Linked DNA regions of Homo sapiens: regions 2 and 3 are each linked to region 1. Evidence: chromatin contacts called from ENCODE Hi-C or POLR2A ChIA-PET data. All regions are on one chromosome and are shown on one strand. The core of a region is the stretch at or near the end of the contact, and the rest is flanking DNA. Distances in the headings are between cores, read along the strand shown.

Evidence for each region. Hi-C counts contacts between places; a loop is a spot of excess contacts on that map. ChIA-PET counts read pairs that join two places held with the same protein, here RNA polymerase II (POLR2A). Pooled maps may share reads with other maps.
Region 2: a map of dorsolateral prefrontal cortex shows a loop between it and region 1 (2.2-fold over the local background). The contact joins two enhancer-like sites. A Hi-C loop is called at or near these places in 4 of 168 maps with a recorded cell type or tissue (A673, Caco-2, dorsolateral prefrontal cortex and 1 more), 1 of 37 single-sample maps with no recorded cell type and 7 of 50 pooled maps.
Region 3: a map of endothelial cell of hepatic sinusoid shows a loop between it and region 1 (4-fold over the local background). The contact joins two enhancer-like sites. A Hi-C loop is called at or near these places in 2 of 168 maps with a recorded cell type or tissue (Caco-2 and endothelial cell of hepatic sinusoid) and 1 of 37 single-sample maps with no recorded cell type. POLR2A ChIA-PET finds 5 or more read pairs at or near these places in 1 of 52 experiments (activated CD4-positive, alpha-beta T cell).

What each region holds. Positions count from the first base shown.
Region 1 is chr5:138,953,720-138,956,817 of GRCh38, forward strand. The region is part of intron 7 of SIL1 (SIL1 nucleotide exchange factor); the gene reads right to left. LOC124901079 (a long non-coding RNA gene) reads left to right here. Exons shown (of 2, transcript XR_007058954.1): 1 at 1-3,098. Among named protein-coding and RNA genes, the nearest start is that of LRRTM2, 80 kb to the left of the region's middle. RefSeq lists an enhancer at 1-596. Within about 2 kb of position 1,677, at least 12 of the 41 ENCODE cell types and tissues checked have a DNase peak (open chromatin) inside an H3K27ac peak, as active enhancers do; they include dorsolateral prefrontal cortex, where a contact is called at or near this core.
Region 2 is chr5:139,261,489-139,264,614 of GRCh38, forward strand. No RefSeq gene overlaps it. Among named protein-coding and RNA genes, the nearest start is that of SNHG4, 11 kb to the right of the region's middle. RefSeq lists an enhancer at 1,167-1,236. Within about 2 kb of position 1,288, at least 6 of the 41 ENCODE cell types and tissues checked have a DNase peak (open chromatin) inside an H3K27ac peak, as active enhancers do; they include dorsolateral prefrontal cortex, where a contact is called at or near this core.
Region 3 is chr5:138,647,541-138,650,617 of GRCh38, forward strand. No RefSeq gene overlaps it. Among named protein-coding and RNA genes, the nearest start is that of HSPA9, 74 kb to the left of the region's middle. RefSeq lists an enhancer at 2,952-3,077. Within about 2 kb of position 1,821, at least 2 of the 41 ENCODE cell types and tissues checked have a DNase peak (open chromatin) inside an H3K27ac peak, as active enhancers do.

The DNA of each region.
Region 1 (3,098 bases), core at 427-2,926:
TCAAAGCATGAGCTAATTAGGGCTGTCTCTGCCATCATGTGCCTAAGGAACGCTCACCCATGACAGGAGGGTCCAGGAAGAGAAGACGACCACGCTGAGAGATTCACACAAACATCAAATGCTGCTTCCCCAAGGGGGCTGAGAGATCTGACATCGCATCAGCCTTTGGGAGCACTGCCAAGGAGTCCCATCCCTCATGGGCCCTCAGAGCAGCAGAGACAAGGCCCTCCAAAGACAGCACAAAGCTCATCACAGCACCCCATCATCGCAGCCTCAGTTAATCACCCAGGGCTGGGCAACCAAAGCCCTTCCACTTTCTGCACTGTGACCAGGGCAAAGAGAAGTCCCTTCTCTTCAGAAGGTGGGCTGATGTGGGTCGGGAGCCACCCACAGCCAAGCCAGCAGCAGCCCAGTCCCACCCACTCTGTCCCCCTCAGGCAGGCTCTTCCCACCCCATTTAGAGTAGGAGAGAAGAGAGCTCCAACATCAGATAAGTAAATCGGAGAGAAAAGAGAAAGTCTGACCTTTTGTAAATTGCTGAAATCAGGTTCATAAGGCAATAAATTCATGTTTTCACCCACAGCCAAGTCTGTGGGTACGGCAGGACCATGGGCCAAACATGGGCTGTGACAGTGCACAGCCTTGGCAGCCCTGGGCCCATGCCCTGCCTGGCCTCTTCACATGATCAGCTTAAACGAGGTACCCATGGAACCCTGGGAACTCCAGGCCTTACCCCAGGGTTCCCACAGCTTCAGGAGTTTCCTAAAAGGCCACCCTGTGAAGTGGCCTTTTAGGGCTGCCCAGGCAAGGGGTTGAAGAAACACAGCAGAGGAAGAGGGGGAAGATGAGGCTTGCGCTTCCAGCTGCTCCTCAGTCCATCCAGGCAGGGCCAGTAGAGCTGAAGGTTTCCTGAGCAATCACCCACCAAGGGTAGAATCTGCTCCTAGAAACAGACCCTCTCGCCAGTCAGCTCTGCCTTGGGCTTTAAATGCTCACAGCCTGGGGCTGGGGGAGGCAACTACCAAAACAGCTCAGAGTGAGGCCTCTGGATGTGCAAGGACCAGGGCCTGCAGGACCCTTGCTGGGAATCTCATAAGCAATGAATGGCTCATGGCCTTGGGCAAGTTTTCACCTGTGAGGCAGAGCTAGGACTACCCATGTAAAAGACAGAACAGTTAATGAATGCCAAAATGCCACACTGCTAGCCAATGCACTGTGGCCAAAAGATAATTACAGTAGGCTCACTACACAAAGAGGCCAGACCACATCTTTGAGAGCACAGCTTTATTTGGCCTGGATGCCTCGAGCACATATCATGTATGGCAGCCCCATCCTCCTCCAGCCTATGGACTCTGGACCAGAGCTGCGGCCCACCCCTGGAGGGACCAGTCCTGCTGGCTGGAAGGTAGGTGTCCTGACAGTTGGGGATCTGAGTTAAGGGGGCGGGGGCCTGGCACGCCTCAAAGTGACATCAGTGGCGCTGGTGTGCTCAAAGTCAACAGAAGGATATTAAGGACGTAGCTCATCTCCGATGCGATAAATGAGAATAAACCTTGTTCAGGGCTAAGCCGGCTGGACTAAATAAATACCATTAGCACTTGGATTACTGGGATGTTCACAATCAGCAGGCAAGTCAGCTGTCTGTGTGCAGAGGGACGACAGCAGCTGCTACTCTGTAAATCTTGCAGGGAGATGGGCTGGGGGTGGGGCAGGCTGCAAAAATGGAAGTGATTGCATTTGCAAAAACCAAAGAGTTTGGGTCAGGGTGACAGCAATTTGGGCAATCAGCCAAGAGTCAGAGGTCATATTTTAGCTAACTGAAGCTAAGCAAGTGTCTGGGTGGAAGGGGACTGAAGGAGCTGACCACAGGGAAGGCAGCCCAGCTCGGCCAGGGGGCCCAGGAGATTGCTGCCCAGCACACACCCCGGGGCTGACTTCACCCTTGGGCTCAGGGCTGGCTACATAATTTTCAGGCCCAAGTGCAACATGAAAACGTAGGGCCTTTTGTTCAAGAATTATCAGAAATTTCAAGACAGTGAGAACAGAGCATGAAGCCAAGCACGGGCCCTTTTGAGTGTGGGGTCCTGTGCCGCTGCACGGGTGGCAGGGCCAACAAGGTATGTGCACGGAAATCCTGCTCCAGGGTCAACCAACCGGAACAACAAGGGCTGAAAAGTAAGCTTGAATTTCTGAAAAGGAAAACAACTGGAAAAGGCAGAGCTCTAGGATGGGAATAAGGATGAGGGTGACTAGTTAGATGGGGGCCAAGGAAATGCTAAGGTGTAACTGAAGAGAGCTTCTGTGATTGAGACTGCCAGGCCAGACCAGGACACCAGAGGCACAGCAGAGGGATGTGCTCACTCACGCGTCCTCGTGACATTTCTAAGTGCAACAAATACTCTTTTCATTCCCTTAGAACAGGAAAAAACTATTATTTTTCTTCTGAAATGCCTCTGAGATGATGCCATGCACTGAGGGCAGAGGGCACATCTCAGGGGTATATGGGGCCAGGCTCAATCATTCACCTGATGAAGTGCAGCTCACCTTCTTGCCCAGAAAGAAAGATTTCCTCTGGTGGCCCCACCTTGCTTATGCCTTAATGTGTGGCCTCCATCATCTGGGAAAGCAAGAATTTGCAGGATGTGTAATCCTGAAATAGATGGGTTCAAGAGACATCTATATTTGCCTGCCATCCAGGGATGAGTGGGGCTAGGTAATCAATCAGTTAAGATACAAACAATTGGCTGGGCGCAGTGGCTCACGCCTGTAATCCCAGCACTTTGGGAGGCTGAGGCGGGCAGATCACTTGAAATCAGGAGTCCAAGACTAGTCTGGCCAACATGGTGAAACCCCGTCTCTACTAAAAATACAAGAGTTAGCTGGTGTGGTGTCAGGCACCTGTAATCTCAGCTACTCGGGAGGCTAAGGCAGGAGAATCGCTTGAACCCAGGAGGTAGAGGTTTCAGTGAGCTGAGATCACGCCACTGCACTCCAGCCTGGGCAACAGAGCAAGACTCTATCTTAAAAAAAAAAAAAAGATACAATTACCGAATTGAATAAAAATGGAATAGGTTTAACAACAACAACAACAAAAAACA
Region 2 (3,126 bases), core at 38-2,537, 310 kb after region 1:
AGAGACGGGGTTTCACCATGTTAGCCAGGATGGTCTCGATCTCCTGACCTTGTGATCTGCCCACCTCGGCCTCCCAAAGTGCTGGGATTACAGGCGTGAGCCACCACGCCCAGCCCTGTGCCCCTAATACTTAATACAGTGCTCAACATTCATCTTTCCATCCCCCACTCATTATTTTTTAACAATTATTTCTTGAGTATCTACTGTGTGCTAGATATGGTGGGTATAGCAGTGAACAAGGTAGACAGGGCCCTGCCCTCAAGCTCACATTTTAGTGGCAAACAGTGAGTGCTCAGTGAACAGGAGGCTCAGTGGACCTCAGCCCTACTGGGAAGCCTCTGGAGTATTTCCTGTCAGGAGCTACAAAGCAGGGAGTACAGGTTCTGTGGGGGGAGAGTAGATTTTCTTGGTGACCTCTGGACCTCTCTTTGTCCAGGTCTCCTTGGGACTGGCCATCAGGTATCAGCAGCAGGGAGGGAAGAAATGAGGAAGGGAGAGAGAGGCAAGTATAGACAAGGTCTGAGTCCCTAAAGACAGGGAATTGTGTGTGGCTCAATGCCCATGGCCACTTTGCCGAGGCAGTTTGGTAATCAGCTTTCTTTCCTACACTGGAGCAGAAGAAAGAAATAGAGCCACACAGTGAAAGACGTAAAAGGATAGAAATGATAGAGGAAAAAGGAAGGAGAGAAAAAATGGAACAGAGAGGAGGAGGAGCATAAGGAGAGGGAGTAAGATTGAGGCACAGAAACAAGGCCTGCAGGACTGAGCCCTGCCTGCGTCATTGGCGGTCAGCTCTGGGGTATAGCTCTTCATTTGGGTCATCAGGGGAAAAAAAATATTCAATTTTGAACCCTTGGAATTCCCTAGATGCTTTCAGTAGCCCACTGATCCCTCAAGTTGTCTTTGGCTCCATCTGGCCATCCCAGGAGGCTCCCGCCAGGGACCTGCCAGCCCCCAGACCAAGATATAGTCATTGTGGACCCTCTCAAGCAAAGGGCAAGTGAAGGAAAAACAGCCTGTCTGAGAACAGCAGCCACTGGTTTTCTTCGTTTAAAAAAATTTTTTTTAGTGCTTATATAATTGCAGAAACCACTGATTTTTATCTTTCTCAGAAAAGACCCTGTGTTCACCATCTGTTTCCTGACTAGGGGCTTCAGGCCCTACTCTCTGAGACACTGGCCTAACAGTATCCTAATCTGTAGGCACAGAGCAGAAACTTCCCTGAGCTGGGAGCTGGGGAGGCAGGGCTCCCAGATGCCAAGCCGCAGTCTGAGTTCCTTACAGTGATGCTGCTCTTTCTAGAAACCTCAGCTGCTCGCTCCTGAGGCTGGGATGCCATCTGCTGCTCAGCTTAGGAAACTGGCTGATGGGCTGCACAGCCAAGGCTGAGTCTGGTGGGGGCTGGGCAAGAGGCCCGCCCTGGGTCTCAGGAGAGCCATGTTTTTTGTTTCTGGATAAATCCAGTACTGGCCTTCCGGGACAGAGCAAATAGTCTGTCCTCAGTCATTCTTCTTAGACTAGACAAGATGCCTCTCTTCGACAAGAAGAGACCTAGGGATTTTAGGGGGATGGGTGGGTCTGCTCTGCCCTTCGCAAAGTTCAGTGTCATCTCAAGGTTAAATTACCGAGAGAGGTCCAGGCTGCCTCTGAAGTTCTATAGATTTCCTCAAAGGGTTTATTTTTGTCTTTTCTTTTCTTTTGCTTTTTTTTTTTTTTAATTTGCAGGTTTAACTAAGATTATTACAAGTTGAGTTAATTGGCTGAATGAAATAATGAGGCCAGGCCTAGAGGAAGTGGGGCTTTGAAGAAAAAAGCATGCTCATGCAGAATTGAAATAAAATCTTCAGACTCTCAGCAGTTTTTGAAGCCCCTGCTCTTTGGACTGTCCTCGTTCAGGCTCCAACCCAGATAGGGTTGGGAACTCTAGTATTTTAGGGGCCACATATTTGTTGGTATTTCTTGAAGAAATGGTTATTCTGAGGAAATTTTCTACAAGCCAGTGTGGTAACCAGCCTCCAGGATGATCCATCCCCAATGCTGTCCATGTACTGATATTCATGCACTTGTAAATCCCCTCTCCCATATGGTACCAGGGTTTGTCTGTGTGACCAATAGAATATGACAGAAGTAATCATATGTAACATACAAGATTAGGTTATAAAAGACACTGTGGCTTCTTTCTTGGTCACTCTGTCATCTGATCACTCACTCTGGGGCAAGCCAGTTGCCATGTAGTGAACAGTGCTGTGGAAGGTCATGTGATAAGGAACTAGGCCTTCTATCAACAGCCAAGTGAGCCATCTTGGTAGCAGATCCTCTGGCCCTCATCAGGGCCTCAGATGACTGCAGCCCTAGTGGACGGCTTGACTACAACCTCATGAGTGACCCTGAGCCAGCTTAGCTGAGCTGCTCCCCAATCCTGACCCCCAGAAACTGTATGAAATAAACATTTGTTACTTTAAGTTCTTGAAGTTTTGGGATAATTTGTTTTGCAGCAACATAATAAATTTGTTGTATGGTATTATTATTATATCATGGTATATCATCTGCATTATATCACTTCTTTTCCTTATAAAGTCTGGTGTCTGGACTCCACCCCCTTAATCTCTCTAACCTCATCTCTTACCACCCTGCCTCCCCGCCGGCTTAGTCTCACCCTTGGCTCAGTCTGCCACAGACCCGTTGAATTTGCTTTTCTCTCTGATGGAACTCCCTCCCACTCAACCAACCCCAAAATCTCTGCATGGTAACTTCTTTATCTCCTTCAAGTCTTCATTCAAATGTCACCTCCTCAGTATAGCCTGTCTTGACACTCTTCACTCCTTGTATAGTAACTCCTACATCTTCCTTTTTTTTCGCTACTGTATTCTTAGCCCTTATAGTTATATAACATGTAATAAAATATCTTTTACATATTTATCTTGTAATTTCTGTCTTCCTCCACTAGAATGTAAGCTCCATGAAGGCAAGAATTTGTGTTTTTGTCTATTTTAGTTAATGTTCTATTCTTAGCATCTGGAATGGTGACAAGCATATGGGAGATATGCAATATATTTAGTTGAATGGGAAAAAAATGAATGTCATAATTTGCCATTTATATCTTCTAGATTCCATGTTATATATCAT
Region 3 (3,077 bases), core at 571-3,070, 310 kb before region 1:
CATGGCAGACACAGAACTGCACTTTCAGACTAAGCCAGTTGTTGGGTGTGGCTGTGGGACAGGATGACCTCAGGAAGACCCTTACACATTCCACAGATTACCAAGTTCCCAGCTTCCCTTGCTTTCTGACTCAGTGGCCAATTCCTCAGGAGTTGCCTTCTCTTTAGAGTAAGGCCAATCTTGCAGGAAAGAAGGGAGGAGTGAGACTGGGGCCCAGGTAAGAAGGGCCTGGGGTCCCTGACTGCAGAGGCCAGCTCCTCTCTATCCCTCCTCCATTTAATTAGCTAATGTCTGTAAAGGGCTGGGCAATGGAAAAGCCCTATACAAATGTTGAGCACAATTTCATTTCCAAGACTAGACAAGAATATATTTGCAGACTTGAGCAAAAGGTCACTGGGCCTGCCTGGGACAGAGGGAGGACTCCCTGCAGGCCCCAGAGGGAGGATGACCCTGAAAGACTGGGGCAGGAGAAGGAGAGGCCACAGTGGGGGCCGGCATGCCTGCCTCCTTGGTCTTTAAGCTGGGTCTCTTGGTACCATGCCTGCCTTGCACTGTCCCCGTTCCTTGTGAATCCCAGGGTCCTAGAAGCTTACCCCTCTCTGCAGGGACCACCCTCAGAGACTTTCCACCAGAAGATTATGCTAATATCCACAACAGCTGATGTTTATTGAGTATTCACTGCATGCCAGGCTGTGCTAGAGGCCAGAGTGCTCCGGCTTGGGGAGACGTGGCTGCCTCTCTGCAGCAGGTGAAGGAGCTTTTCCAGTGAGGGAGCCCCTGCATGCTGCAGACTCTGCCTGAAATCTCTCCGAAACCTTTGGGAGATTGGTATCACTTATCTTCTCTGACCAATGAGAACAGTTCCTGGTTTTGTGATCTCCCAAGTCCCTGGTGTGGATGTTCTGTGAGCTTCTGAATTCTCCTCTCCTTTCCCCACTGACAACTCACCTGGCCCTACACTCATTATGAAAGAATATTGAGGCCAATTAGCCTTGACAAGCTTCATGCCCAAGGGGCAGCTTTCAAGTTTCTGGTCCTCTAAGACCTGCTCAGGCCACCTATGTGTCTCTGCCCACTCAGAATTCTAGGAGCAGCTCCCCTCTCCATCTCTGGGCAGGACCTGGCTTTGAGTAAGGGCTAGAGTGAAGGAGACTGGGAGAGGGGAATAGCCAGCTTTAGCCTCACAGCCCCGTAGTCAAGGGGAGTCCTCTGGGAGGGCGAGAAGAATAGCAAAGCAGGGAATGGAAGGTTCAGGAAGAGGCAGGCGGGACAGGGAAGGGAAATGGAGAATGTGTTTCCAACATCCCCTGGGTTTCCTCTGTCCCTGTCTCCTTCCCCCACTGAAAGAGGAATGGAGCTGGCTGGCCTTTCTGGGAGGCATAGTCCTCTAGCCTCCCAACCCTACCAGCCTCCTCTCTGTCCCCAACTGCTCCTTCTCTGGCTTCTCTCCAGAGCCCAGGGCCTCCCTGTGTCATCAGTTCATTATCATTCTGATAAAAGTCATTAGTCCTTGAAAAAGCATGATTCCCCAGCTGAGGCCAGCCCCCGCTAACCTGGGGAGGAATACAGATGGATGGAGATGTGGGGGTGGGGACAGACAGAGGCACAAACACAATGACACTTGTTTCCAGGAGGTGTGTAAATGGACACAAACCCACTGGTGCACACGGCCACACACCTTTACACACAGGCCCAGGGATGTCTCACATGGTCACCAGAGAGCCCACAGGGCTACATCACTGGAGGCACACTCAGCTGCTTCCAGTCCCAGAGAATCACTCGACACTGAGACCCAGCACCCAGCAGCCTCAGCCTCCTGGAAACACAGAAGCTGGGCTCCGCAGACTCTGGGGGCGGGGGCAGGGAGTGGAATATGGAGGCCAAGGTTAGAGATCTCCGAGTTCCATTAGCCACAAGAAGCGTGTCCGGAATCTAAAAGTGCAGGGACAAGGGCGCTGCAGAGCCGGTTCCTGACAGTGTGTCCCCATTTCCCACCCCTTCCACCACTGGGAAGCTCCTCCCTGTCAGCAAAGCCATTTAGGGATTAGAGCAGCTCCCTCAGTAAAAGCTGCTTATTCAAAAGGTGCTTTCAGTTCATTTGCATTCACTTCATGGATATTATAATGCGTGGAGGAGCTTCCTCCTCAGTCCCTCTTTGCTGTCCCCAGATTGAGTCCCTGGCCCATGCAAGGTATCAGTTTGGGCTGGGCCAAGCTTTCCAGTGACCTGGGGATCTTGTCAGGGAGTGGGAGGTGATAAACACTGACCATTAACCCCTGGTCCTCAGAAGGCAGCTCCGGGGACAGCTAGGAGGGGTCACAACTGGAGTTTTCCCAAGGGAGAGGAAGGAGGCCAAGGTCTGGAGAGGCCTCTCAATTCCCCCGGGGTCATAAGCCTGGTCTCCTAGGGAAGGAGGAATCTGCCCAGCTGCTGTCTGCAGATGGGGCTGCCACAGGGGAGCAGGCAGAGTCAGCCTCAGCTTTGAAGACCTTCTCTTTGGCAGCCACCCCACCCCGGCTCCATGCATTCAGTTCATTCAAAGAGTATTTAACTAACACCATGATGTGTGAAGCTTGATGCTAAGTAACTGGAATACAGTGTTGACCAGGCAATGTGGCCCCTGCCTTCACAGAGCTTCCACTCCAGGAGTGAAAACCCACAAAAAATGAAGACACAAGACAATATGGAATAATATGAATTATACCTAGTACCATAACAAACAGGGCGCTAAGATAGAAAGTAATAGGTCAGGGCCGGGGGACCGTCTTCAGATGGGGTGATCAGTAAATGGTGGACACATAACACACCTGCAGTTGAGGCTTCAGGGAGCCAGCTTCGCACGACTGCACTCCAGCCGGGGCAACTCTGTCTCCTAAAAAAGAAAAAAAAAAAAAGGAAGAAAGAAAAATTTCTTTCTTTCTGTGTGTGTGTGTGTGTGTGTGTGGTTTTTTTTTTTTTTTTTGAGACAGAGTTTTGATCTGTCACTCAGGCTGGAATGCAGTGGCACAATCTCGGCTCACTGCAACCTCCTCCTCTGGGTTTTAGGAGATTCTCCTGCCTCAGCCTCCCAAGTAGCT